7 separate regions of the Mus musculus genome follow, and all the other regions are linked to region 1. A link is a loop called in an ENCODE intact Hi-C map of the cell type or tissue named here. Cell type or tissue: left cerebral cortex. All regions are shown on one strand. Region 1 holds the start of Sfswap (splicing factor SWAP). Region 2 has its middle 77 kb from the start of Gm34145. Region 3 has its middle 76 kb from the start of Gm34468. Region 4 overlaps Adgrd1 (adhesion G protein-coupled receptor D1). Region 5 holds the start of Gm38615 (a long non-coding RNA gene). Region 6 has its middle 83 kb from the start of Gm34145. Region 7 holds the start of Mmp17 (matrix metallopeptidase 17).

Region 1 (4,000 bases):
AGATTTCTATATTAGTTTGTAACTTTCCCCTGTTCAAATAAACAAATAAATAAATAAATAAATAAACTCAGAGAACACAACATAAATTGTGGGACTCGATCCAGGAGGGCTTGCCAGTGGTGGCTTCCAAACACAGAAGCCACAGAGGCCACAACAGCTCAAAGTGGGGTTCATTCTGTGTGTGCTAGCTAGCAGTATGTCTCAAACGGGTGAAGCAGAAAACACTCATGCAACAAGCTACAAGAAAGCAAATTTATTTTCCACAAATAAAGCCCACAGGACAACACAAGCCTAGATCGCATTGTGAGCCAGTCAGCCAGAGAGCAAGCCAGGCAGTAGTGGCGCACGCCTTTGATCCTAGCACTTGGGAGGCAGAGGCAGGCGGATTTCTGAGTTCGAGGCCAGCCTGGTCTACAGAATAAACTCAAGGACAGCCAGGGCTACACAGAGAAACCCTGTCTCGAAAAAAATTTAAAAAAAGGACCAGAGAGCAAGCCGCCTGGGGCAAGAAGTAACAGTGTATGCACCAGCTATATCACAGATGTATGTGGTCCCAAAAGGCAGCCTGCAGGTCTTTACCTAGGGGATCATAAGTCACTGACTTATAGTGTAAAAGGGCATTGGGTTCTTAGGGAAGACTTAGATGAAATTCAAATAGCCTGTATGGGGGTCAGAGAACAACACTGGATGTCATTTCTCAAGTGCCATCTCAAGTACATCTAGTGTAATATAGGGCCTTTCACTGGCCTAGAACTCACCAAGTAAAGCAGGTTAGATGGCCATGGAACCCAACACCTCAACCTGTCTCTACTTCTAGAGCACAAGGATTATAAGCAATCGCCATCACACCCAGTACTTTTTGCATGGGTTCTGGCAATCAAACTCAGGTGCTCATGTGCGTAAGGCAAGCACTTATCAACTGAGACATCTCTGCTGGTGTGTGTGTGTGTGCGCTGAGTTACTTTACATTAAAAAAAAATCATTAAATGAATTTTGGCTTGAGGTTAAGACAAAAATTCCAACCGTTTCTTTTTTTTTTTTCCCAACTGTTTCAAAAGTAGACACAAACATTTCTGCAAAGCAACCTTCTCCACATCATAACTATTTTACTTAGTATTCGTTCTGGTGTACTATGTACATGTCTGTATGTGTGTGTGCACGTGTGTACACAAATGCATATGGAGGCCAGAGGTCAACATCAGTTGTTTTTCTAAATCACTATCCACTTTTTAAAAACCTAAGTTATTTGGGGAGGGAGGGGGGTGTCCGTGGCTGAGAAGTTCTTCTCTCCTTCCATCCAGTCGGACTTGATCTAACTCGAGTCGCCTACACATATACACACAAAATAAGTAAAAATTAAAAAAAAAATTAAAGTTAAATGTCACCCCGGGGCACTAAGCAAGACCCTATCTTGAAACTAAAACAAAAAGGGCTGCAGATATAACTCAATGATAGTGTTTTACCTAGCAATGATATAACTCAATGATAGTGTTTTACCTAGCAATGGTGAGGCCCTGGGTCCATGTTCAGAACTGAAAGGGGGAAAAAGAAAATCAAGCATCTGGGTCAGACACCAGAAAAAACTGCAGCCCTGCAGACCTCACGTCGATAATACTAGCATCTTAACTGAGCTAGGACAGTCAGAGTTCGAGTCTAATTTGGATCACAGTGACATCCTGTATTTTAAAAAGGGAAAGGGAAAGAATCTGCTCCCCAGAAGGAAACAACCCGTAGCGCTGTCTCCTAGCTGGAGTCTTTCTCCGCCACTGAAGCCCGTAGCCACTGAAAGCCCGCCACTCCGAATATTTAGGGCTCACAAGTCCTGGAAACGCCCTCAGTCAGGCGGCCAGGGCTAGGCTTCCTAGTGATCTAAAAATCGGGCTGTTAGAAAGGAGCAAACTGTCTCACTAGGACGGCAAAGACGCGTTCCCAACAAGATCCCCACTTGTCTCCACACCTGGCGGCCGCCCTCCAACGACAGTAGAAGTTGGCGCGCGGCCACCAACCGCGCTTTCGTCACATCCTAGGAGGCCTCCAAAAAATGGCAGAAATAAATTTCTTTCCATAAACACAACTTACCATCGCAAGATCAAGTTGGACAACGAAAACTAACATCTACTTAATTTTTTAGCGGCTCAAACAGCTTGCGGACGTGGCGAATCTACCACTCTCACCTCCGGAAAGAGCGGGTTTCCTACCGGAAGTTGCGTCTCCTCCATTTTGTGGCTCGCTATGGCGGCTGTGTTGAAGTTGCGAAGAGGATGCGGCGCCTGTGACTGAGTGGGTAGGCCAGGCGAGGCATCGGGGACGTTGTTCGGCCCAGCAGCAGACCGTCCCGGACGTCGGGGACGCTGTCATGTACGGTGCCGGCGGGGGCCGTGCCAAGCCGGAGAGGAAAGGCGGAGTGAAGGAGGAGGCCGGGCCGGGCGGCACCGGCACTGGGGGCAACCGGGTGGAGCTTCTGGTTTTCGGCTATGCCTGCAAGTTGTTCCGCGACGACGAGCGGGCTTTGGCCCAGGAACAGGGACAGCACCTCATCCCCTGGATGGGGGACCCCAAGATCCTCATCGACAGGTCGGTTCCTCCCCCCACCCGTCGACCCTCCCCTCCCTCGCCCGCTTGATTTCGCCTGATGTTGACTTGATGGCCGGGACCGAAAAAGGGGGTTTTGCGGAGCCCGGGGACTCGGGGGGCCTCCCTGCCCCCCACGTTCCCCGGCGTCCGGGGGGAGGGGACGGTGAAACCGGCCCTAAGGCTCCGGCCAGAGCTGGCGCCTCCCCGTCGCCGGAGGGATCGACTCTGCTCCCACAACCCCTCGAGCCCGGGCTGCCGCTGGCGACTCAGCGCGGGTGGAAGCTGTCCGGGGCCCGCCCGCCCGCGCCGTGGGGCGGGTGCCGCTGTCCCTCCGCTGGCTGTGCGGGGAGGGAGTCCGGGAGTGCGCTTTTGTTCCTCCGAAGCGCCGCACGCCGAGGCCCGTGGGTAGAAGCTTCTTTTGGACCCCCCAACCCCGTGAGGTAGCCTGAACCGTCTCTGGCCGGCTTGACTTTTGGCGTCCGGGCGAGCCCTTCCCCGCGGTTATTGCGACCATTTGCCCAACCGCGGTAGTGGGTGAAGTTGCTGTCTTGTTGGAAGCCGGTCGACCCGTGCGGACCTTGCTCTTAGGGGGTAGCGTTCTTAGAGCTGGTTTCACTGTTTTCTAAAGCCGAAGGGTGGAGCTGGGTTTATACCTTTGTGTTGGTTCTTTTCAAATCACACCCACTGAAGGGTGCCTGGAGTTGAGGGTAAAGGGGTGGGAACGTGAATTTCTGATGGTGTTTGATTTGAAAAGGATGGCATTACATGATTGGGTGTTTTGCTCCCCACCTCTCTCCTCATTTTTTCCATCTCTCTTTCTTTCTCCACCATCCCGGGTTTGGGTATTTGTCCTTCCGTTGGGCGATATTGCTTCTGGGCCCAGGACTAACTGTGAGCAACCATTAAGCTGTGGCGTGGTTTTCTCCAAGTGAAGTAAACCCATCGTTTGAGACAAGTAAAACTGGATGCTGCAAAGACTTGGAACTTGCATGACTGTAGGGATTACCTGTGAGCTGGCCAGAACGGACACGGTTAATGACCAGTAGGCCTTTCCGATCCCTTACGTCTCCATTTGGGGAGAGATCTAGGAAGAAAGGACTTGTGAAGGGAGTGTTGCCTATCAGATCGGCTCTGGATCTGATGGTCCACTCTGCTGGAAGGTGCTATGCCTTTGAACCTCGCTCGGTTGATAGCCAGTGATGCTGCTTCCCAGGCACTCGTGGGGATGTGTACTGTCAAAAGTTGGGCAAATGCTGAAACCTCTACTCCGTATGCAGTTTCCATATCATTCTGTGCATGATATGAGTTAGACCTCCCAAAACCGGTGGGGAGCAAACACCACACATGTATATGTGTAATATTTGAAAATAATACATTTGTAAGTTAAGGAGGTTTACATCAAAGTTAAGCAGATTTTGATAATAAA
Region 2 (4,000 bases), 120 kb before region 1:
GAATATGGATTACCTGAGTCCTTAATGGCTGTAGGGTGAAAGGTGTCTCTACACACGGCACTTCAGCCCTAGGAACAGTCAGTAATGACTGCCTGTCTTGGACCAGCCATTCTGCCCACCTCTGGAAGTCAGCTACAGTCTCTGGCACCTTTTTCCCTGGTTAAAAAAAAAAAAAAAAAGTGGCCCCTGGGTGGCCAGACAGCTGAACTTCACCTTGGATGTAGTCCAGTGGGTGGTGCACACCTTTAATCCCAGCTCTTGGGAGGCAGAGGCAGGCAGATCTCTGAGTTCAAAGGGCAGCCTGGGTCTACAGAGTGAGTTCCAGGACAGCCAAGGCTACACAGAGAAACCCTGTCTGTACTCTTTTTTTTTTTTTATTATTCTTGCCTATTCTTTTTTTTTTTTTAAGATTTATTTATTTATTATATGTAAGTACACTGTAGCTGTCTTCAGACACTCCAGAAGAGGGCGTCAGATCTTGCTACAGATGGTTGTGAGCCACCATGTGGTTGCTGGGATTTGAACTCCGGACCTTTGGAAGAGCAGTCGGGTGCTCTTACCCACTGAGCCATCTCACCAGCCCTGTCTGTACTCTTAAAAGTAAACCTTAAAAAGAAAAAAAGATAGAAAGGAAAGAAAAAAGGAAGGAAGAAGAAAGAAAAAGAAAATTCAAGTTGGACAAAACAGACTCATCTGTCAAGTTCACAACATAAAGAAAGCGTGCCCTAAAGACAGGGCTTTGGGGCTAGAGATGTCTCAGCAGTTAGGAGCTCTGGCTGTTCATGGGGAGGACCGGGGTTTGATACCTAGCAACCATGTGGCCCTTCACAACAGCCTGTAACCCCAGGTCCAGGGGCTCCGACATCTTCTGGCCTCTGCAAGCACCAGGGAAATCATGTAGAGCATAGACTTACATACAGATGAAACACAATTAATTAATTAATTAGTAATTAAGTCATATCACTGAATGATATGACTCATCAACAATGAGTTGTCATGGAGATGATTATCGCCATTTGAAGAGTAGCAAGCATTAGGCACACCCAGAGCTGTCACCTAATGTCCCTGCACCCAACCATGCTTAGGGGTTCTTGCTGACTGACTGACTGACTGACAGAAATGTGGTGGTTTTTCCTCCCTCGGGTGTTATATAGATTCAGTCCCCCCCCCCCTTTTTTTGGTTAAAGTCTAGTTTTTTCTACAGCAAATATAAAGACAAATTTTCTTTTACATAAATATATTTTGCAGTAAGAAGTTATTTTCAAAAAAAAAAAACCAACAGATACCTTTGAAATGACTGAAGCTGCATACTGGGGAAATATAGACAGATCAGGAAAAAAAAATCAGAACCAGATATCTAAAGTTAGGCCTGAGTAGAGCCATGGCTCTTAAACACTGGAAGCTAATTAAAGAAACAAATCTTACAGGTTTGTGGCTGCTTTTTTAATTAAAAAAAAAAAGCCAGGTGTAAGTCAGGCCATGGTGGTGCACATCTTTCATCCCAGCACTTGGGAGGCAGAGGCAGGCAGATCTCTGAGTTCGAGGCCAGCCTGGTCTACAGAGCGAGTTCCAGAACAGCCAGAGCTACACAGAGAGACCCAGTCTAAGGGGAAAAAATGTGTAACCGAAGGCCACCAGGTCTCTGCATGACAGTTGTTGACTGGGGACTCCACGGAGATCACTCTCGCCCACAAGTTGCCTGCACTTCCGGGCCACTGTTGCAGTGTGCGGTAGCCTGGGCTGAGTCAGAAGATGCCGCCCAGGAGAGAGCTGAGCAGCATCTGTAATCCATACACGCAGCCAAGTCTCCTCCTGACGCCTCCAGTTTCCATAGATGTTAGCTAAGCTTCGGGAGAAATAGATAGCATCATCTCAAGGCAGATGTCCCCCTCTGCCAGCACCTCCTGCTATCCAGCTGTCCATCTCATTAGGTAGATGTTCCCTGGGAAGAAGCTCTCAGGCAGCCAGGGATGGTCCATAGCTCAACTGTCCCTGGAGGCTGAAGAGTGTGCAGTAGCTTCACCCAGAACACCATCTGCCAAAGTCCCTGTCTTAGTTAGGGTTTTACTGCTGTGAACGGACACCATGACCAAGGCAACTCTTAAAAAGGACAACATTTAATTGGGGCTGGCTTACAGGTTCAGAGGTTCAGTCCTTTATCATCAAGGTGGAAACATGACACCATCCAGGCAGGCATGGTGCAGGAGGAGCTGAGAGTTTTATATCTTCATCTGAAGCTGCTAGCAGAATCCTTCCAGGCAGGCAGGATGAGGGTCTTAAAGCCCACACCCACAAGGCCACACCTCCCAACAGTGCCACTCCCTGGGCCATGCATATACAAACCATCATAGTCCCTGACTTTTCCTGTGCTTCCTTCTGTGTCAGTGGCCTTGATGGCAGGGGCTGGATGGATATCCTCACTAGGAACATCTGGCTGGGCTCAAGGCAGGGGAACTCTGAGCCCTGCTGCCCAGTGATCAGGGCTCTGCACCATGGCATCCCTACCCTACATCCTTCAGAACGGCAGAGGTCCAGATCAATATCTGCCACTAGGCAGAACCAGTGCCATGGGGTCTTTGGGAATGCTATAAGTTTAAGGTTCCAGCCTGGTCTGTCCTGTTTCTAGTGTGCCCTCTGTGTTTAACTTCCCCCAGAGTTCCCCCAGGGCTGTTGAAGCCCCAGCCTTTATATCAACATTCCACCAGTATGGGACAGAAAAGCCACCATCCCACCTGGCCTGCCCCCGTCTCCTCCCAGTTTAGGCACCAGCCACAGCAGCTGTGGCCTATACCCTGGCAAAGGCCAAGTCAATCTCCTGACAAGGGCCAGATGACAAGAAAGACTCTGTGGACCCCAGACCCCAGCTCATGAGGAAGGGGCCTGGCCAGTGTCTGTCTAAAGTACACAGGGAGAGAGAAAACAATGGCCGTTCCATTAGGATTGTCATGGGGATCCATGGGAGACCCATGAAAGCAGGCAGAGAGAGAGAGAGAGAGAGAGAGAGAGAGAGAGAGAGAGAGAGAGAGAGAGAGAGCGAGCCGCAGGGCCCTAGTGTGGCTGCGTCCATAGCCGCCAACAGGCTAGGAGCCGCCTAGCCAATTACTACAGAGCTGCTGAGCTGCCAGCAGGGGGCACTGAGAGTCCAACTCCCTGGAGAGACTCTCTTAGGCCCATTCTTCTCTCCTGATTAAATCTCCTCTAAATGCTGTCATCCCAGGGAGGGAAAAGGGCTCTCCTTATGAGGCTTATGAGGGTATCAGGCACCATTCCCCAGACTCTTCCTATACCCTGGGGCTTTAAGCTTGGCCAGGGAGGATGGATACAAAGTAAGGCCTTGGTCGGCAGTGCGTAGATAAAGAACACACACACACACACACACACACACACACACACGGGGGTGGGGAGGAGAGAGAGAGAGAGAGAGAGAGAGAGAGAGAGAGAGAGAGAGAGAGAGAGCGAGCCGCAGGGCCCTAGTGTGGCTGCGTCCATAGCCGCCAACAGGCTAGGAGCCGCCTAGCCAATTACTACAGAGCTGCTGAGCTGCCAGCAGGGGGCACTGAGAGTCCAACTCCCTGGAGAGACTCTCTTAGGCCCATTCTTCTCTCCTGATTAAATCTCCTCTAAATGCTGTCATCCCAGGGAGGGAAAAGGGCTCTCCTTATGAGGCTTATGAGGGTATCAGGCACCATTCCCCAGACTCTTCCTATACCCTGGGGCTTTAAGCTTGGCCAGGGAGGATGGATACAAAGTAAGGCCTTGGTCGGCAGTGCGTAGATAAAGAACACACACACACACACACACACACACACACACACGGGGGTGGGGAGGAGAGAGAGAGAGAGAGAGAGAGAGAGAGAGAGAGAGAGAGAGAGAGAGAGAAAGGAAAGAGGGGGGGCTTTGGAAAACTGGTTCAGTTTAACGGGTTGGGTTGGGTTGGGTTGGGAGAGAAAGGAGTATTTATGGCCCTGGGGAGGTGGCCAGGATCCCTGGGGCAAGGTTT
Region 3 (4,000 bases), 84 kb before region 1:
CATTGGGGAAGTTTCCTGCAAACATCCAGCTGTGATGGACCCCAACACCCACAGCACCAATCCTTTATCCCTTCCAGAACAAACTCAAAAGTCAGACCAGGATGGCAGCCAGAGAATCCAGGGTGCCCACTGTTCCTAATCCGCTATACTCCCAACATGCCCCTGTGAAGAGCTGGGTATACACACACACTCCAGAGAGGTGCGCTAGAGAACAAGACATGGCCATCTGAGACACCAACCAGGGACAAAGAAACCCAGCCAAACCTCCCCATCCAGGGGGGCCTTGGGAAATAATCAAATTTCCAAAGCAACAGGAAGCTTAGATTTCTTTCTGTTCATCACCAAGGCGAGGCTGAGAGGTTTGGAGACAGACCTAGCCTCCAGTGTGAGCTAAATTCTAAGCCACATCCCAAGGGTGAACAGCCCCCTGCAGACTCCTGACTCTCACATCGTAAACAGTCTATACAGACTGGCGAGGGAAACACAGCCTAAGTTTGCTTTCATGTTTTATCGGAGTACAAAGAAGGAAGGACCCTGTGGAATGGCATGGGAATGCAAACCGAGCGCCTCTGGAATGAAACAGAAAGCAAACCGAACTCACACTGCAGTGTCCTTATAAGGCTTTCAAAAGCTCTGTCATATTCTTGGGAACTTTGAAGGCATGTGTGGGGGCAGGGCGCTGTGTCTAGGGAGGACCAGCGTTGGCCTCTCACTGCTTGCCTCGGCCTGACCTTGAGATTCAGGGCTAGCAAGCATAGACTCCTGGCTGAGTTACAGGATTTCTGCCCCACCACGGACTTGCAGACCCCCTCAGCAAAGCCTGGATGGAGACTTCTCAGATAGTTCAAGGAACCAGAGGAGTCTTAACCGAGCCCTGAGCTGATGGAGCCGATCTCAGCGTCTTCTCCAAAGGGAACCAGGAGAGAAGCAATCTAGGGAAGTAACTAAATCAAGAAAACGGCGCAAGCAGTAACGCAGGACAGGGAAAGACTGGGTTCCAGACATATTTTTAATTATTTAAATATTAAATATAACTCTAGTCCTCCCACGGGGTGAAAGGGCACTCCTGGGACCTCCACTCCAAATTCGTTCGGCTCTAGTTCTGCTTTCTGGGTGACTCCACTGACACAGATGATGTCCTTTGCCCTGTTTTGCCTTTTGGGATCCATTATAGGGGTGACAGGGACTTTCAGGTCTGCATAGCTGATTGCTGTATGTATGTTCTCTCAGACTATCCTCTGCAAAACTGCTTCAGAGAGAGGGAAGAAGGAACTCAGACCAGCTGTCAGCATCAAGTTCCTACACGGGTTAGGGATGCTCTTGTCACTACTGACTCTAACACAAGATTTTAACACTTGCTACAACATGAGGCAGGCGTGGGGACCAGATCAGACTAACATGGGTACCAGAAGATGGGAGGTTTGCCTGCCTTCTGGGTCTCTGACTTCTCTCTAGGCAAACAAAGCGTCAGCTGCCCATCTTCAGGGACTTTTATTTGGAATGCATCCTGAAAAACTAGGGATGATTTGTTTGAATCCTGAGAGTCTCAAAAAAAAAAAAAAAAAAAAAAGAGACCAGTGAGCTTCTTTTATACTTTGGCATGACCAGTGTGACCCAGCTAACAGAGAAGAATGGCCAAAAGATGGCACTGTCCTCCGGCTAGATCTGTTCTGCCGATGAGAAAGAAGATAGAGAGTTCCAGTGTCCAGACTTTCTGTCTCTCCTTCTCCTCCCCTACCACTCCTCCTCCCCCTCCTCCTCGACATTCTCCTCCTCCTCCTCTTCCCCCTTCTCTTCCCCCTCCCTCCCATTCTCCTTCTCCTCCTCCCCCTCCTCCTTCTTCTTCTCCTCCTCCTCCTCTTTCTCTCTCCCTCTCTCCCTCTGAATGTGTGTGCCCATATGCACATGATCATGTGTGCATAGGTACACATGTATATGTGTATATATGTGGACACAAATGGAAGTCAGGGATCAACTTGAAAATGCTGTTTCTCAGGATACCATCCATCCTGCTTTTGGAAATAGCTGAGTGGGCTAGGTAGACTGCCAAAGAACCCCAGGGATACCCGTCTCTGCCTTCCCAGTGTTGAGATCACAACTATGTGCCCCCATACCTGGCTCTTCTGTGTACATTCTGGGAGATCAGACTTGGGGCTCCATGCTTCTGTGCGAAGAATTTGATCAACCCACCCATCTCTCTCAGCCTGCTAGGCTTTCCTTGTAAGAAGCAACCCCGACCTCTGTAAAAACTAAATTCAAGCCCAATTCAGATGTCCTGCTCTCTGAGTCAATATGATTTACCAAATTACACACTTGTCATGCAGACAAAATTCTACAGGGGATGAAATGAAGTATGACCTGGGCTTACCATAACATGGGGACCTAAGTGCCATCCTGTTATGTGTGTCCCCTTCTCCTGTCCCAAATACAAATGCTCTGGGTCTGGCCTGCCATCTCTGGCCCAACCCTGAGTCAACCGTCCAAGCTTCAACTTTCTCTTTCTCTTTTCATTTGCTAAATTCTCCAGGAAGGAAGGAAGGAAGGAAAGAAAGAAGGAAGGGAGGGAGGGAGGGAGGGAGGGAGGGAGGGAGGGAGGGAGGGAAGGAGGGAGGACTCTGCTGACACTCTTTCTAGTTTCAAGGAGAGCAGATGTCTTCTGTGTCCATGACTGCAGTTAGAGTTGACATATGAAGATTGTTGGATCCCTGGGGTTTTTTTTCCCTCCTTTTGGCTGTGCCTATATTAAGATACTTCTGCTATTCAAGGCTATTAGAAACTTTGCAGTCTTGGCAAGGTCTCACTAGAATGTAAGATTATGCAGCTCTCGGGCTTGCCTGAGACGGAGGGAAAAACGATGAAAGAGTTTTTTAGAAGCTGAAGCATCAGGCCAGCAAGATGGCTCAGTGGGTAAAGGTGCTTGTTAAAGCCTGTGCTTACTTAGACACACACAACACACATACACACACACAACATACACAACACACACACACACAACACACACAGAGAGACACACACACAACACACACACACACACACCACACACAGAGAGACACACACACAACACACACACACAACACACACACACACATGCGTGCAAAAGGATATACACACATACATTCTTAAGGTCAGAATACTGCTATAAACCTAGACTCTAGTCCCCTGGGTTGTTTGGTTTGGTTTGGTTTGGTTTGGTTTGGTTTGGTTTGGTTTGGTTTTTCGAGACAGGGTTTCTCTGTGTAGCCCTAGCTGTCCTGGAACTCACTCTGTAGACCAGGCTGGCCTCGAATTCAGAAATCCTGCCTCTGTCTCCCAAGTGCTGGGATTAAAGACATGCACCACCACTGCCCGGCTAGTCCACTGTTAAAATCAACAAGGCTCTTGTCAGATATTGATGTGCTCTGGCAACATTCCAAAGCTGATTGGTGGCGAGATGGCTCAGCGGTTAAGAGCACTGGTTGCACTTCCAGAGAACCTGACCTCAATTCCCAGCAGCCACAGAGTGGCTCACAACAGGGAAAAACACCGAGACACATAAAATAAATGTTTGTTTAATTAGGAACTGATTTCTAAAAAGGAACTGATAACTAATCGAGATGGTTACGTTTTCTGCACAGTTTGCCAGGTGTTTAGTTGGGAAACTGAATCTTAACAAAATTGGGATTTACTTAAAAACCATTTCAACTTATTATTTCTTTATTTTGGTCTCACCTTGATCTAGATGTTACATAAAAGTTAAAACTAAAAGACTGTGCCGCTGGGTGTTCAACAATCCTCACTTTGAGTCCTGAGGAATATAAAGAGAACAGCTAGTTGTCTGTTCTATGGTTTCCAAAGTCAACCAGAACCCATGGGCTGAGGGTGATGGGAGTCATAGTTCTGTAAGTCTAGTAAGCCATGGACCCTCTTGGGCGGAGGATGATGGTGGTCGTAGTCCTGTAAGTCTGGTAACCCATGGACCGTCTTCATCAGAGAAGTCATGGATGCTCCTGAGGTTGATTCT
Region 4 (4,000 bases), 320 kb before region 1:
GAGAAGGCATGAGGTTTATTGCTCTCTATTGAACCCGATGTCTTCTGTGACGTCCCTGTCATCTAGGGTGACACAGGAGACCCCAATGAAGTAAATCTGTCCCAGGCCTGCCTTCCTTTTCGTTTTTATTTAGGAAGCCAGCTCAGTCTCTGGGGGGGGGTAGTGGGGTTTAGTTAGGGTTAGCCAGGCAGAGCTTCCTACCTTTGGTCGGGTTTGAATGTTGTCCTGGTTATGGTTACTATTGCTGCAATGCAACACCAGGACCACAGGGCAGCTTGGGGAGGAAAGGGTTTATTCCACTCGCCAGTCCATAGAACAGTTCATCATCAAAAGTGGTGAGGGCAGGAACCCAAGCAGGGCAGGAACCTGGAGGTGAGAGCTGATACAGAGGCCATGGAGGGGTGCTGCTGCTGCTGCTGCTGCTGCTGCTGCTGCTGCTGCTGCTGCTTACTGGCTTGCTTTCCTGCCTTGCTCAGCCTGCTTTCTTGTAGAGCCCAGGCCAAGCAGGGATCACACCACCCACAATGAGCTGGGCCCTCCCCCATCAATCACCAATTAAGAAAATGTTCTACAGCTGGATCTTATGGAGGCATTTCTCTCAATGGAGGTTCCTTCCTGTCTGCTGTCCAGTTGTGTCAAGTTGACCTAAAACCAGCCAGTACAAATGTCAAGCACTGATGTCATGGTTGTAAGACCTGTCTAACCGTGGAACAGGGTCAGGAAGAGGTTAAGAGCAAGGTGCCCAGAGCCCGGAGTGGAGAGGTCTCCACTTGGAGCCAATGCATGGGAATCCAGTCCTGAACCCATAAGAAGCACACACTACTACCTCCTGCCACTTAGAACCAAGTCCCAAGTGTCTCATGGTACACACTTTTCATAGGTGCAACAACAGCAAACTCGGGGAAGGTGGCGTCAGTGGTTTCCATGGGAACTCCCCAACTCCTCTCTTGTTTCTGGCCAGCACTCCCCGGCAGTAATTCCCCCCAAAATGTCTGCCACCCTCCATCAGGGTCTCGGGGGGCCAAAGCTATCTATAGGACAGCAATTGGCTGGGGCCTCTGAAAGGTTACCATGTCCCGAGAGGTCATTCTCTCGTGACCAGAGAGAATATGTCTGTGGTGATGGGCTCAGAAAGACTCCAGAAAAGTGACACCGTCTGCTGGGGTTTGGGGAAGACAGCTTCATAGGAGACATTGGTGGAAACAGGTAGGGAATCTGAGCATCCAGAATGCTGGTTACGACCAGCATCATACACAGTGTCACACACAGGGCTTTGCTGTTCACACGCATCTCATGTGGCCCTTGCAATAGCCCCGTTCGAGCATTCTATAGACTCCATTCCATGGAGTCAGCTGAATCTCTGGTGTATCCTTAGGAAGGGAGCTGGGTGCCATTTGACTCTCTGGCCCCTGGCTCCTTCCCTTTGTCTGCTTCCACTCTCCTTGTTTTTCTGCTTGTGATTTTTCTCTTCTTAATCTCTGACGGGCAGGAATTTAGAGACACAAAATTAGATTCCCAAAACAGAGCACATGAATATGAATGTATATATGGAGACAGATAGAAGTGGATAAAGAAACCCCTTTGAGCTTTTCACCACTCTGCTGTGTATTGTCTTCCTATCCATCTATCCATCCTCTTGCTGTCCTTCTGGCTGCTCCTCAGTCATGATGTGATACCATAAAGTCACAACCTGGGACCAGCCCCTCACTTCCACTGTCCAAAGTATTGGAGGCAATATTGCCCATCTTGGGTGGACCGTGAGAGCTTGATATGTGCCTTCCAAACTCTGTGCCACCATACACCTCAGTGTCTTCGAGATGTGTGAGGCTCTGACTGCCTCTGGGAGGGACCAGAGAGTCATCGCTAGTGTTCCCATGAAGAATCACCATGGAGAAGTAGCTGTCCTAGACCAGGGGCACTTGCAGGGGGGCCTGAGAGTGACCCAGATCCACAGCAAGGGCTGAGTCCTGTGCTGATTATCTGCTTTAGAGACTCCCTGATGTCCTGTGTATCTTGCTTTAAACTGGACTCAAGGATGGGGGGGGCATCTTTAAAAGATGCAGCTAGCCAGGTGTGGTGGCACATGCCTTTGATACAAGCACTCAGGAGGCAGAGACAGGTGGATCTCTGTGCGTTTGAGGTCAGCCTGATCACAAAGTGAGTCCAGGGTAGCCAGGGCTCAAAAACTCTGTCTACACACACACACACACACACACACACACAAAACAAAAAACAAAAGGAGGAGAAAGAGGAGGAGAAAGAGGGGGAAAAGGAGGAGGAGGAGGGGGAGGGGGAGAAGGGGGAGGAAGAGGAGGAGGGGGAGGGGGAGGAGGAGGAGGAGGAGGAGGAGGAGGAGGAGGAGGAGGAGACACTAGACCCCAAACCACTCTTTTGGTATAGAGAATGGAAGCATGAAGCCAGCCATCTATAGGGGGCGCTAGAGAGCCGTGGGGGGTGGAGACACTAGGCTGCTCTCCCACAAGCTGGTTGAAGCTGAAGGCTGAAATAGTTTTCCCTAGAGCAGTGGTTCTCAACCTTCCTAATGCTGCAAACCTTTAATCAGTTCCTAGTGTTGTGGTAACCCTCAACCATAAAGTTATTTTGTTTCTGCTTCATAACTGTAAGTTTGTTACTGTTAGGAATCCTAATGCAAAGATGTGCCATGCAGGATATCTGCCATGGGACCTCTGTGAAAGAGTCCTTTGACATCCGCCCCCTCCCCCACCGAAGGGGTCATGGCCCACAGGTTGAGAACCACTGTTCTACAGTCCTTTCTTTTGAATGTCATCAGTGGAGGGATCTTGCAGTGGGGTATGGAGTCAGTTCTTTTGGCTCTTTGCCCCCTATCGGGGGAGGCAAAGGGCACCAGGTCCTGTAGAAGATGCTGAGTGTCTGAAAGCGTTTGCAGAATTTGGAAATGATCAGCTTGAAAATTCAGGTGTGTTTTCCAGAGTGAAACACCACGCCACAGCTGAGCTAAAGATCGAAGAGCTGCTTCCTCCGTGTGGAGACTCACATCTGAATATATAAAAATCCTCTGAACTTTGAAAGTGCAGGGAGCGGTCAGCTCGCTTTGGGCTGCCTGGCTCTTAAGAGCAGTTTGACCCGGAGTCCTTTCTTGGCGGGGAGATGGAATGCTGTGGGAATTGCTGGTCTAAATGTTTTTCTAGTTTGTTCTTAGACCTCACTTCCACTGCCTATCCAGAAGTCTGATGAGGCTTTGCAAAAACAAATTCAGCTCAAACTGGCTTAGGCACAAAGAAAACTTAATGGTCCCTATAGCCCCAAAAGGCCCATGGTGGTAGCATTCAGATCTTGATCTATGGGCTTCCACAACATAAATTTGCTTTTCTTGATGTCTTCATTGGCAGAGCCCTGATCATTCCTTAACACCCCCATGGTGCTAAGGTGGCTGCACAAGCCCCGTCTGTCCCACCCATGTCCCCAGGGGACAGAGTTCTTTTTTTCCTCTCAGTCTCAGGGGCAGTCCCTGCTGGAGTCTTATTGGTTCACCCAGGTCACATGTCCATCTTTCAATCAATTGCTGTGGCTATGGGAGATTGATGGTCCACTGAGCCAGTCATGGGTTACACACCTGAGAGCAAGGAAGGAGCCAGCCTCTTGGCCCTATAGATGGGGGACAGAATGCCTGACTAGAAGATTGTGGCCTCAAACACTAGCAGCATGTGCTGTCTAGTGCAGCTGACCCAAGACTATCCCCTTCCCCTGCCAGCCCGTGGAGTGTGGGGTGTTCAACAGAGGCCTGGGCCTCTGCCTGCCACGTGTCCAGGACACACATCCCTGTTAACACTCACAAAATGTCCTTAACTACTTGGACATGTGTCTTGTGGGTCAGTTGACTTAGCTAGGAATTGTGTTCCAAACAGGACAACAGCCTTCCATTCTTGTCATCGTGGGTCATGTGCCCTAAGTCCTGGGCTATCACATATCCCTAGGCTCCTGTGTAGAACCAAAAGAAGGCTGTGTGTGTGTGTGTGTG
Region 5 (4,000 bases), 440 kb before region 1:
AAAGAAACCTCAATTGAGGAATTGCTTTCATCAGATTGACCTGGGGGCATATCTACCAGCATTTTTTTTTTTTTTAAATCTGTCCAGCCCACTGTGGGCGGCACCAGCCCTAGGCCTAGATGATTCTGGGCTGTATAAGAAAGTAGGCAGAACAAGCTAGTAGGCAATTTTCTTCTAGTTTCTGTCTTAGCTCCTGCTTGAGTCCCTGCCCTGACTTCCCTCCATGATGGGGTATGATCTGGGACCATAAGCCAAATAAACCGGTTCTTTCCCAAGTTTGTTTTGGTCACGCTGCACATCTCAAAAATTGAAAAGCAAGCCAGGACACCAAGCATGGATCTGTTTTCTGTTTGCATGGATTCTTCTGGACAGCTCATTTAAATGTGGCCTTCTGCCTAGCTTCTCACACATCGTGTTTGAAGAGCAACCCACGTTGTAGCGTTTCTCTTTGTAGCTGAGCGTGGACCACATTTGCATATTCGCTTATCGCTGCTGAGCATTTGGTATCTACTCATTGGCTATTGTCAAGCAGCCTTTGTATGTGGCGTGCTTTGCACACCTTTACTTCTTTTCTATACACAGCCACAAGTGGGCTTACAGGTCAAGTGCTGACTCTGGATCAGATGGTCCCCACACCAGCTGTGCTATTCATGGCCCGCTACAGTCTCTGTTTCCTCACAGGCTTGTTTTATTCTGGAAAGTTACTGTTATCAAGTCTTGGGGTCTCTTTTTGGACTTTCTAAGCCGAGCAGAGTGGGATACCTGAAGCAATAGTCTGATTCAAGTCACCAAAACATGGAGACTCACAGACCCCACTTAAGGGGTCCCTCACTAAGGGGTTCCCCAGGGATGTGTCAAGATGCCTGTTCTGTCCAGTTATAGGACAGGCAACCTTACCACGAGTTCAGGTGTGAAACCCACAGAGATGTGTCTTTCCTTTCAAAATTTGGCAACAGGGCAGCAGGCGGCATCTCCAGAGGACTTGCTTCTGATGCTGTGTGGAATATGGCTCTATCTGTCATCACCAGTGTTGCCTAGGTGCAGAAAACAAGGCTTGGCAGATGATCACCTAAAAGCCCAAGTTATTCATTTAAAACCCCTTGAGGATGGTACTCGATGCCCATAGCCCAAACAGCCATATATTCCCATGGTCCTCCTTGCCCTGTCCAGCTTCCTGAAGTCTGAGGTCTTTCTCCTTTTAGCTCATCCCTTCTGCTCTAATCCACTTTTTCCTCCCTTTTTATGATTTAAATTTATTCTCTTGTGGTTCTAGAAGCCAGAATGGAAAAGTCAGGGTGTTTCCAGGGCTGACTTCCAGAATCTTCTGGGAGAGTTCTTCCCGTCTTTTCCAGCTGTGGGAGGCACCATGATCCTGCCTAAGGTGAGACTCTCCTACATCAGTCTGCCCCCCTCCTCTCCTCCTCCATCTCGCCTCCTCTCTCCCTCCTCCCTCAGACCTTGGATGCCCCGTTTACATGTCTGATGGTTATACCACAGCCATGATAATCAGGAAGACCTCCCATTTCAGGCTCCCTAAGCATGCCATCCGTGAGCACTTGCTCTCAAACCCACTGGGCTCTTTCCCAACTGTCACAGCCTGGCATTCCACAGACTTGCTTTGTGTGGCCGGTGCTGATGACAGGCACCTCTGTCTGGGGAGAGCACGACTGTTGTTCACCATTCCTTGATTCAGTCATCATCTGAGAGAGATAGAGACAGGATGATAGAGACGTAGAGATGGATGGAGAGAAAAAGAAGATGAAGACACAGATGTGGACAGAGGAGCAGACTGACGCTATACACACTCACAGGAGGAGACTGAAGCTCTGTGTGCCCACAGAAATCTTTCGGTTGGTTCCAAGCCCTCACCCTCAGTTTGATATTGTGCTTCTATCCATCTGACCCACACCACAGCCTCCCTAGGCATCTACTTCCTTCCCAGTCGCTTAGTGATGACAGACCAACAAAGCAGAGTCCTGGTCCTCGACGAGGTGAGCCGTGCCTTCTCGTAAGCACAGACATGCCCTGTCCCGTTAGAACGCAGGGAAACGGCCCATTTGTCATTTTCTTTTCACCTGGAGGTCCCTAGTGTTCCCTAAGCATTGGGACCGCTGGCATTGGGATAGCAGCACCTCCAAACATTTCCCCTATGAGCCACTTGGGGGCACCCATGCTCCGTATTGTGGCCACAAGCCTACAAGGGATTTGTTCCAAAGGTCCGCATGTGTTTGTCCATATCCATTTCATAAATAGATCACACATTCATGTATTTTTATACATAATGCAAATAAATATGTATAAAAATTTGGAGACCCCGCACCACAAAGAATGGAAGGGTCTCAGACAGCTGCTCGTTAACAATGCCCGCCACGCACCCAGGCTTGAGAATCGTCATGAAGGAAGGCTGCTCCACTGGCCTCGGCTTGGACAGGGCTGGATGCTGGGCCAGAGACAGGTTCAATCTTTCCAGGTATTATAGAGTTACTGTTATTTAAGTCCTCACATTCTTTGGAGCATTTTACTCCAGGAAAAGAGGTCTGAGGTATCTCTTGGTGCCACTGAGGGAAGGAAAAACTGGAGACACATTTGCGATGTGACTTCATGGATTTCTACCTAAAAGAGAGGCATCCAAAGCCCCAGATATGTAGGTACCAGCTATCGAGGATGAAGCTAAAATGACATTATGTGGGCTGGGTCACATTAGACCAAGCCATTCACTTACCATCCACACTGTTGGGAACTCTGGAATGCCTATTCCAAGCTATGTCCTGAAATGATATCCTAAGCTTTGGCAAATGGATTCTACAGAGGCCCCACTAGGAAAAGGGCTAGTGAGGCTCAACTGGAGGAGGATGGCTTTGCAGTGGTACCCAAGCCTCACATCCACTACAGCAGCTCAGATGATGCCAAGCAGCAGACACACCAGGCAAGCTGGGAAGTCGTCTGGCCAAGGTGGCTTCTGAACGTCAGAGCCTGGTTAAACGAGTTTACTCTAGGGGGGTGGGGGTGGGGTGTTCTAAAATCTTAGGGATACTTACTGGGTCTTTGGAGGACAAGATGGTGGCCTAAGACCAAGGCACAGCCGTGGATGCTGCTTGCTTTGTTTATACAGGCTATTGGCAGGTGAGCCGTAGTGGCCTTCCAAACGTTGATGCATGTGTGCTCGAGTCTCTGAGATCTTGTCACAGAGCAGTTATGATGTGACTTGGTGGATCTGGGTGAGTCTGAGAGTGTATTGCCAGCACACGATTGATACTGGCTCTGTAGTTCTTGGGTCATATGATTGTAACAAAGGCTCTGCACATGATGTGTCCCAAATAGCGGCCTCTGAGGGATGGCCACTATAAACTCTGCTCTCCCTTTGGCCTTTTCTCTCCATCATTAGCCCAAGGAAACCAAGTGTCCCCAGGATGGTAGCTTACATATTTCTCTAAGTCATAAACTCCTTCACCCACTAGGTGACCTCAACTATTGGCTGAGGGTAGGAGATTAAGAAAATAGCACGTCCCCTTGTTGTCACAGTCTGTCACTGTAGTTTGCGAGGTAATCACACAGCCTGCCAGTCTGATGCTAAACGCTGTGTGGACAGGAAACACAGCACAGGGCAGGATGCCAGTCAGCTCTAGAAGTTAGGATTGAAATTCTGGGTGGAGGAAGCTTGCCGAAAGAATGTCAGCTGGTGGGGAGAGGGACCTTCGGCAAATAAGGGCGGCAGGACTGAATGTCTGGATCGCTAAGGAAGGAGAAAAATAAGGAGGTGAGTCTGAGGAAGGGCGAAGATGGGGTGCCCCCTTGCTCGGGCTGTTCTACAGAAAACAGCGAGTACTGGGGAGCCAGCTAGTAAGCGCGAATTTACAGAGAATGTCCACCAGGGGGCAGCAGAGCAGAGGGATCAGAGGTTCTGTCACAGAATTCTAGAATGGGGGAGGAGGCGTTGACGGGGTAAGGGTGACGGGGGTGGGGTTTGGAGTCGGGAGACAGGACTCGCGGGGGTGGGAAC
Region 6 (4,000 bases), 110 kb before region 1:
TAGCAGATGGAGCGTGTATCACAAGCACAGAGAGACACTCGTTTTTCTTGCAGCGCGTTTATATCCTCATTCTGATGGACGATCGATCGTCGTTGAGAGCCACAATCCAAATGGTTGGGAGGAGGCAGAGAGATACATCTTCCGTGCAGAGCTCTCTGCTCCCTGTCTCTCCTCGACAGTGTTCAAGGACCCAGAACAAGGTTTAAAGTTCCAAGGGCAGGGGATGTCACAACAGAACCAGCTTCCCTTCCTCCAAGAGGCTTACAATATTGTCCGGATCTGTCCTACAATTGTTAAGTATGAAGAACCTTCTGGACTGGGGCTAGAGAGCTTGCACTGGCTGTTCTTCCTGGAGGACCCGGGTTCCATTCCCAGCACCCGCATGACAGGTCCCAACCATCTGTAACTCCAGTTTCAGGGGAGCTAACACCTTCCTCTGGCATCTGTGGGTACTGGGCGTGCACGTGGTGATGCCTAGACATTTATGCAGTCAAAACATTCACATACACAAAAAAATTAATTTTTTTTCTTTAAAAGAGAGCCTTTTAGATTTACAGTAGATAATTGCAAGTGTTTGCATGCTTGAAGATCACCTGAGGATTTAATGGAACCCAGATCACTGGGATGTGCCCCAGCTTCTGGAGATGCAATGGGCAGTCTCCCTGGGCTGGTGCTGACCACAGCTGTTGGAGATGGTAAACCCCAGATGCCTGGCTATGTGACAGGGTTCCCATAGGACAACAGAAGCCGCTCCCTACCATGGCAGAACTGATCCACCTCTGAATATAGAGGATGAAAAAGAAGATGAAGACCCAAGAGCTGACAGCAGGGCTGGAGAGACGGCTCAACAGCAAAGAGCATGCACTGTGCTTGTAGAGGAGCTGTACTCTTCCTGTCTAGCATGATCCCAGGGACAGACCTGACTAGATGATCCCAAGGACAGACCTGACTAGATGATTCCAGGGAGAGACCTGACTAGGGTAGTGAGAGAGTGAAAAAAAACAGAACACAGACAGAAAGTTGGAGCATGGTAGAATGGGCTCTCAGCTGAAGAAACCACAGTACCCTGGATGCTCAATGTGTTTATTATAGAGAGTTGAGCAGGGAGGTGGGGTTATTGCACACAGCTGAACAGCGAGACTGGGTTACCATATATTGGATTAAGGTGACAGGTTTAGCTAATCTTGGTAGGGAGCAGTCTCTGGAGGAGAACAATCTTCGGACCATGAGTATCGGGGGAAGAGAGCTAAGGCGGATATTTTCTGTCCACACTGTCAACATCCACACATGGACCTGAAGTGAAGGCTTTGTCATTTCCCTCCAAGCCTCACCCAGGGGCAAGGCATTGCCATTACTGTGTGGGTCTGAGACTCTAGGGTCCTCAACATGGTCATGTCCTTGTCAACAGTGCACATTCACCAGGACTTAACTCAAGGTTTGATCTGCTCCATGCAGAGCTGATACAGTTCCAGATCATAGCTGCAAGCCCCCTGTGTGTGTATATATATATGTAAATATATGTCATATACATATACATCATATACATGTACATATACATCATACACATGTGCATATACATATACGTCATACACATGTGCATATACATATACATCATACACATTTGCATATACATCATACATATATACATCATATACATGTGCATATACATGTGCATATACATATGCATCATATATATAACATACATATTTACACACATATATTATATACATATATGTTTATATTTACATATACATATATATCATATATTTATACACATGCACACACACATATAAATGCTGTCTCTGTACTGGAGTGTGAGATCCCAGAAAGCCACAGCCCTGCACACAGAATGCTGAAATGAAAATAAATCCCCTTCCTGGAGACAGAAGCGTCACACCCTACCTAACCCCACTTTCATATCCCAGGGACCCAAGAACAGCCAAAAGAGGCAGTCCTTGCAAGGACTTCATAATGACAGCAAAACCTTAATAGGACTGTGAGTTAGCAGGTCTAGTTGGAGCTCTCTGGGGACTCTGCAAGGCCAGGGCCACTAGCATCCTTGTCAAACACAAGAGTGGAGAGACCAGGAGCAGTAGAATTTCCCTCCCTGCTGCTATCAGAAACTTGCAAAATCCCAAGACCAGCCTGACTGGAGAGAAAGCGGATATCAGTCCCTGCTGAGTCTCTGCTGCATGTCCACCTGGCCCAGATTGCTGGCTCCCTGTGGACTCATTTTGTTTCCAGCTCCAGATCTCACTTGCAAAGCCCAATGCTCTCCCCCCCCCCTTCTCTCTCAGGAGTTTGGCAAGGCGGTCAGTAACAGAGGTGTCTACAGAATGAAACCCAGCCCCTTTGCGGGATACTGAGGGAGAGGCTCCCTATTCCTTACTGAAGAGAGCAGCTTGGCACAGGAAGTCAACAGCTTGCATCCACCACAGGCACTAGAAGGAGCCAAGTTCACCATGCATGCTGCAGCTGCTCCTTGCACCCACTGCTCCCCTAACCAGCCCTGGAAGGCAAGCAAGAGATGACAGATACCCACAGACACTGGCAGGCGGTGAAGACATATCCCACAGCAGACCACAACACTTGAAGAGGTACTTGAATCAGCAAAGATGCACAGGACTTATGCCAGAGAGCTACCTGCATGGCCGGCTGGTCACTGAGGAAAGTCACCTGCCACCAAGCTGTTCTATATAGTGTCAAAGGGACTGTGGGCAGTATTACCTATCTACCCACTGTGGCTCTATAGGGGACATTTCCTACCACAGGCTCATGAAGTCCAGACAGAGGCAGCCCTCAATAGCACTTCTGCAGAAAGAGTCAGAGGGTGGAAGGTTCCTCCTGTATGGGCTCTGGGAAGGGGAATGGGAAGAATAGGAGTAGCAGTGGCATGATGTTCTATGCACAGTGATGGCCGTGGTCCTGCAGGTGCTGATTTGGGTAAAAGCAAAAGATGAGCTGGGCACAAGAGCTAGGGATAGGCTGGGCGTGGTGGCTCACGCCTTTAATCCCAGCACCTGGGAGGCAGAGGCAGGCGGATCTCTGAGTTCCAGGACAGCCAGGGCTACACAGAGAAACCCTGTCTCGAAAAACCAAAGAGAGAGAGGGAGAGAGAAAGGGAGAGAGGGGGGGGGGGAGAGAGAGAGGGAGAGAGAGAGGGAGAGAGAGAGACAGAGAGAGACAGAGAGAGAGAGAGAGAGCGCTAGGGATAGACTGACAACCCTGAACACTGAGGAAGCCTCAGGCTTGAGGGTAGACCAAAGACGGGACCTTTCTGGTGGTGCTCTGGTGGCTCAGGAGACAGACTAGGCTCAGAGCTTCCTGCCCTTCTGCCAACTCTGATGGAAGAGGACGGGAAATGAATGCAGCCCCCCCCCCCACCCATGGTCTGGCCTCCTCACTTAGGAACAGCCAGCAAGGTTCCAAGAAGTCCAAGAGAGCTGTGGCCACTTGTCAGGTTAATTTACAGTGTTTGGATTCATTACAGAATAATTATCTCATCGATTTGCTGTTGGCGTGTTTATGGGTTCTGCTCTCCGATCAGGAAAGATATAGAGAAGCTAAAGTAACTTTAATTATGTTAGTGCCTGGGAAACTCGAAAAGTTTGGCACCTCAAATATTTTTAAATTCCAGAAAAACGGAAGTGACCATCCACAACAAAGTTTTAGCACTGTGGGGCCAGTGGCCTGGGAGGTCACATCCTCAACCCAGCCAGGGGGATGATCACTGTGAACTCTGTCCACTGGTATCTGGGTGGGCTTGCCTTTCATTTTTACAGAGTAAAGGCCAGACCCCATGTATGACACCTACTTACTTCTCGCTGCCCTAAATATTTATAGCAGCCCTTCAATTCCCCATGAGGAGCCTCTCCTACCCTCTAGCCCTGTGTCTGAAGGTGCGATAGTACCCCTAGGTCAGGAGGGACCACGAGAGTCCTGTTGCTCCACCCTGCCCCACGAGGCCTGGTCATCAAATGTAAGGCCAGAAGAGGCAAGA
Region 7 (4,000 bases), 83 kb after region 1:
ACACGTGAGAACAGAGAAGGGGGAGGGAAAAAGAGGGGGGGGGAGAGGAGTTAGACAGGAGATGGGGAGAGTGGGGAGAGACAGAGAAAGGGGCTGGGGTACTTCTCTTATATGCTGTCAGGTGATGAGAGCCATATGATGACCTAATCTGTTGCTCGGTCGCTGGGAAGAGTCTAGCAAAATTGTCTGTAAGCCAACAAACTCTCCTGTGGCTTCTCCCCTGTTCTTTCGTCTGCTCCTTTGGAGTTTTGTTAAAACCACTTCCAAAACTCTCGAGCCCAGTTGGCCTGCAGCTCACCATCCTCCTGCCTCTGCCTCCCCAAACGCTGGAGTTTCAAAGTCCTGCTACCATGTCCGGGCCTCCTCTGCTTCTATCAGATCACTTGACAGTGGATTTGGGGGTCACCTAGACAATCCCCAGTGAGCTTATCTCAAGTTTTTTTTTAACTCAATTATAACTACAAGGACCCCCATCCTAGCTGGGTATGGGAGAACACAGTTAAAATCCTAGCACTCGGGGGCTGAAGCAGGACACAGTTCTAAACAAACCAAAAAAGATTCCTATCCATCTAAGAGTATATCTGTAGTGTCAAGTAGACATTTACCAAACTATAGGAGACCTGGAAGAAACTCCCAGAGCCAGATAGGCAAAGGCAGGGCACCTTGGGAGGAGGTACCAGTTAGAATTGGCAGAGTCAAGGGGACAAGGGTCTGGAGCCAGAGCCCCTAGAGCCACCCATTCCTGAACCAGTTCTTTTGTCCCCAATTTGCTCCACATTTCTCTGAGATTTCCTTTCCACATAGGGACATCATTTAGGAGAGGCCCAGAGACCTCAGAACAGATAGAAGATGGGGCCACCCGAGCTTTGAAGCTGATCTCAGAGGGCCTACGAATGCAATACGTTTCTCTCTTCTTGTCTAACAGGAGAGCATCGATCTTCTCCCTAGGGACCGAACCGACCTTCCTTCTAATGCAGCATGAACTAATGTCATGCATTAATATTGTAAACCTGACGGGCTGTAGGATCTCCTAGGAAACAAGTCTCCCAGCACACCTGTGAGAGATTATCTAGATTAGGTTAGCCTCTGGACACGCCTCGAAGGGATTATCCAGATTAGGTTAATTGAGATAGGAAGACCCATTTTTAACTAACTGTGGGCAGTACTGTTCCACGGGTTGATAGGGAGTTTGTTCCACATAGCTAAACACCCGGGAGATGCTACTGTCTTGTGGCTGCGCACTCTCTGTCTCTAGGGCTTTCTCGTGTCAAGGTCCTAACCCCCGCCCTCCCACCCCCCAACCCACGGACCCATCTCAAGCTGGTGCAGAATCTAATCTTCTCCCCAAACCACCCAGACCCCCGAGAGCAACAGGGTATGGATAGACACCAGCTGGGAGTTGAGGGAGGGAACTTTGCCTTCAAAGCAGGGAGTCACCCACCCTCTCCTTTAGAGGCATCATCTAAACCTCAGTGTCCGCGTGCAAACAATAAATAGACTGTAATCCTAACGACACCGAGGGACTAGAGAAACCCGCGGGGAAGGGGCTGGAGACCCAGCCGCTGGGGCGGGGGCTTGGGGTGGGAGGGCGCTGGTTTTGAACTCTGTCCCTTGGCCCAGCCAGTTTCCACATTGTCACTCCACATTGTCTCCTACTTAGGTATTATTTTCTCTGGACCTCAGTTTCTTTGTGTACAAATTGGGAACTATGGTTTCCACTTCTTACGGGTTGCGAGAAAGAAAATTTCATCTGTAAAGTGCTGAGCGGGTGCCAGATCCCAGCTAATGTTTGCTATTCATAGCCTCCCGGCTCACGGAGATAGAACGGGTCCAGCCCGCCGGAAGCATGGGGGGTTCACTCCCCGCCCCTCAAAACAAAGTCTCTTTTTTCACACCTGATGCAGACCCTCAGCAGCAGAGGCTAGATGCTCCCTGGCGGACTAAGGGGAAAAGGTGCTCTGTGCCCAAGGCTCCATACAGGACTCAGGTGTGCTCTCGGCCTAGTCTCCCGTCCTAAGCCCCTACTCCCGCCCACGCTCACCCATCCCATCCCACCCCATGCCCCCGCTCCCTCCTACGCTCTCTTGTATCACACTAATCCCCTCCCCCACCTCCGATCTCTCAGAATCGGGGTGCTTACTCCCACTCGCCCCAAGACTCTGTGGCCCGCGGGCTCCCCCGTGTGCCCATCACGCGCGCTGCAGCGGTCTTTAGGTCCTAAGTGACCTGAAACTAAACCAAGGGTTCTAGCAGGCGACCAGGGGGCGCGTCCAGAGGACGGCAGAGAACTCTAGGACACTCGCAGCCCGATCCGCCGGCTCCCTGTCTGCAGCAGTGCTCCAGCCTTCGGGGTGGGCAAAGCTTCTGTGCCATTACCGGGTCCCGCCCGCGCGGGGGCCCCTTTAAGGGAGTGGGCGGGGCGATGTTTATTAGCATACATTAGCATGGCCCTGCCCCGGAGGCGGGCGGGCGCGCGGCTCAGTCCCGCGGAGCGGAGCGGTGCGGGCGCGGAGCCGAGCGAGGCGCGGAGCTGGCTGCTGGCGGGTGCGGGGACCCTCGCCACCCGACCTGGGAGAGCGGGATGGGACGCCGCCCGCGGGGACCTGGGTCCCCCCGGGGACCTGGCCCTCCACGCCCCGGGCCGGGGCTGCCACCACTGCTGCTTGTACTGGCGCTGGCGGCCCATGGGGGCTGCGCAGCGCCCGCGCCCCGCGCGGAGGACCTCAGCCTCGGGGTGGTGAGTGAACGACAGGGGCACGGGACCCTGGGCACTCGGGAGCCGAGTCCCCAGGCGCTCACGAGGTGCAAGGGAGAAGGGAGACTCGCCCTTGCTCCTTTCGGAGAGGTGCGCGAATCCCGGTGAGGCGGGGGTGTGGGGGGGAACCCATTTTTAAGACAGAGAAACTGAGGCTGGGGCTCGGGCTGCTCGAGGCTCACGCTTGCAGGTCTAGGAGGATGCCGGTCCCTTTCCCGCTCCGTGCAGTCGTGCGCCGCAGCCGCGGGCGCCCCGGGGAGGTGGTCGCCCAGCCGGAGCCTGGTCTCTGGTTAAAAGCAGCTCCACAGAGACCTCTGGCGGGGTGACCGGTGTCACAGACGCCCGGAGCGGTGCGCCCCGCGAGCTTCGCGGCCGGAGTGGGAGGTCAGGGGCGCGCACCCCAGGCCGGGGACGCGCCTGTGGGCGTCCGGAAAACCTGGGGTTCCCGAGTTTGCCCCGCTGACGATGTTAGAAGAGCCTCCCGCACGGCGAGCGTGCCGCGACCCCGTCTCCCTCCTCCACCGGAGCGATCGGCCTTGTCCCGCCGGTGCGGGTGACAACCTCTGCTGTGTCAAGCCCGCTGCCGTCCCCATCCCGCCAACTCCCACTGCCAGAGCTTAGCTAGGCACTCCAGCTTGGGGACCCGGGTACCGGCTTCTTCCCACCTCTTGCCCACCCTCCTGACTGAAGTCGGGTTTGGAAACCCGCAGGAGACCCGGAAGGTTTCGATCAGACTTTATGGCTCCGCAGGCCCGCGAAGCCCTCTGCAAAGGCGCGCGCGGTGACTAGAGCCCGCTTTCGAGGAGGAGGAGGAGGCCCCGGCCTGGGTTCCTTAGATCTGGAGACCCGGCCAGGCGCGGCTTCCTGATTGGCACAAGCCAGCCAATATCCTAATGGGGTCCTGGCAGAGTCCGCTTTCCACGGGCGGTTGGCAACGAGGACTCCTACACCTCAGGTCTAGGCAAGGTGTCATGGAGATTTCCTGCTGGAGGAGACACTGGGGCGGGAGCAACCTCCAGTTTGGCAACATTTGCCCCTGGATCTGAGAGGGGCAGACTCTGCCACCCCCCAGGCATCTGAGGTGGCAGCGACCCATGCTTTCTCTGCCCACTTGCAGATGTCTGAGGGTCCCCTGAGGTGGCTTCTTCCCACTCCAGTGGCCTCTAAAATAGGGGTTCCTCACGTTCCTGATCCTAGGCTTTCATAGCTGGCTCCCCGATGCCATGAGCATTAGGACATCCAGAC

What was found. A loop is a pair of places that touch in the nucleus more often than their neighbours do. Peaks named below come from ENCODE experiments on the same cell type or tissue, not always from the same donor. Only the 100,000 strongest peaks of a DNase experiment are listed, where the experiment ranks them.
Region 2: it touches region 1 in a loop (2.3-fold over the local background); 4 of 42 quality-filtered maps call a loop at or near these places.
Region 3: a loop joins it to region 1, with 4 times the contacts of the local background. A loop is called at or near these places in 5 of 42 quality-filtered maps.
Region 4: a loop joins it to region 1, with 2.3 times the contacts of the local background. A loop is called at or near these places in 2 of 42 quality-filtered maps.
Region 5: a loop joins it to region 1, with 2.4 times the contacts of the local background. A loop is called at or near these places in 2 of 42 quality-filtered maps.
Region 6: a loop joins it to region 1, with 2.3 times the contacts of the local background. A loop is called at or near these places in 4 of 42 quality-filtered maps.
Region 7: it touches region 1 in a loop (3-fold over the local background); 14 of 42 quality-filtered maps call a loop at or near these places.

Annotation. Positions count from the first base shown.
Region 1 is chr5:129,499,023-129,503,022 of GRCm38, forward strand. Sfswap (splicing factor SWAP) reads left to right here and starts at 2,209. Exons shown (of 18, transcript NM_172276.3): 1 at 2,209-2,574. The coding sequence starts at 2,357. Gm40332 (a long non-coding RNA gene) reads right to left here and starts at 2,204. Exons shown (of 3, transcript XR_868547.2): 1 at 2,080-2,204; 2 at 1,498-1,532; 3 at 1,228-1,326. In left cerebral cortex, a CTCF peak has its summit at 1,938; a DNase peak (open chromatin) is centred at 2,117; H3K4me3 peaks cover 2,462 bases; H3K27ac peaks cover 1,587 bases.
Region 2 is chr5:129,383,337-129,387,336 of GRCm38, forward strand. No RefSeq gene overlaps it. Among named protein-coding and RNA genes, the nearest start is that of Gm34145, 77 kb to the left of the region's middle. In left cerebral cortex, no CTCF peak of the experiment used is centred here; a DNase peak (open chromatin) is centred at 1,818; H3K27ac peaks cover 694 bases.
Region 3 is chr5:129,414,941-129,418,940 of GRCm38, forward strand. No RefSeq gene overlaps it. Among named protein-coding and RNA genes, the nearest start is that of Gm34468, 76 kb to the right of the region's middle. In left cerebral cortex, CTCF peaks have their summits at 208 and 1,642 (motif pointing right); DNase peaks (open chromatin) are centred at 296, 685, 1,334, 1,649 and 1 more place; H3K27ac peaks cover 565 bases.
Region 4 is chr5:129,184,013-129,188,012 of GRCm38, forward strand. The region is part of intron 18 of Adgrd1 (adhesion G protein-coupled receptor D1); the gene reads left to right. Among named protein-coding and RNA genes, the nearest start is that of Gm46923, 69 kb to the left of the region's middle. In left cerebral cortex, a CTCF peak has its summit at 2,449; a DNase peak (open chromatin) is centred at 2,448.
Region 5 is chr5:129,059,611-129,063,610 of GRCm38, forward strand. Gm38615 (a long non-coding RNA gene) reads left to right here and starts at 3,968. Exons shown (of 3, transcript XR_868544.1): 1 at 3,968-4,000. In left cerebral cortex, CTCF peaks have their summits at 2,155 (motif pointing right) and 3,859 (motif pointing right); DNase peaks (open chromatin) are centred at 407, 1,506, 2,162 and 3,867; H3K4me3 peaks cover 77 bases; H3K27ac peaks cover 546 bases.
Region 6 is chr5:129,388,810-129,392,809 of GRCm38, forward strand. No RefSeq gene overlaps it. Among named protein-coding and RNA genes, the nearest start is that of Gm34145, 83 kb to the left of the region's middle. In left cerebral cortex, no CTCF peak of the experiment used is centred here; DNase peaks (open chromatin) are centred at 2,231 and 2,431.
Region 7 is chr5:129,581,712-129,585,711 of GRCm38, forward strand. Mmp17 (matrix metallopeptidase 17) reads left to right here and starts at 2,458. Exons shown (of 10, transcript NM_011846.5): 1 at 2,458-2,737. The coding sequence starts at 2,582. In left cerebral cortex, CTCF peaks have their summits at 2,205 and 3,093; DNase peaks (open chromatin) are centred at 1,826, 2,223, 2,397, 3,018 and 1 more place; H3K4me3 peaks cover 2,423 bases; H3K27ac peaks cover 2,495 bases.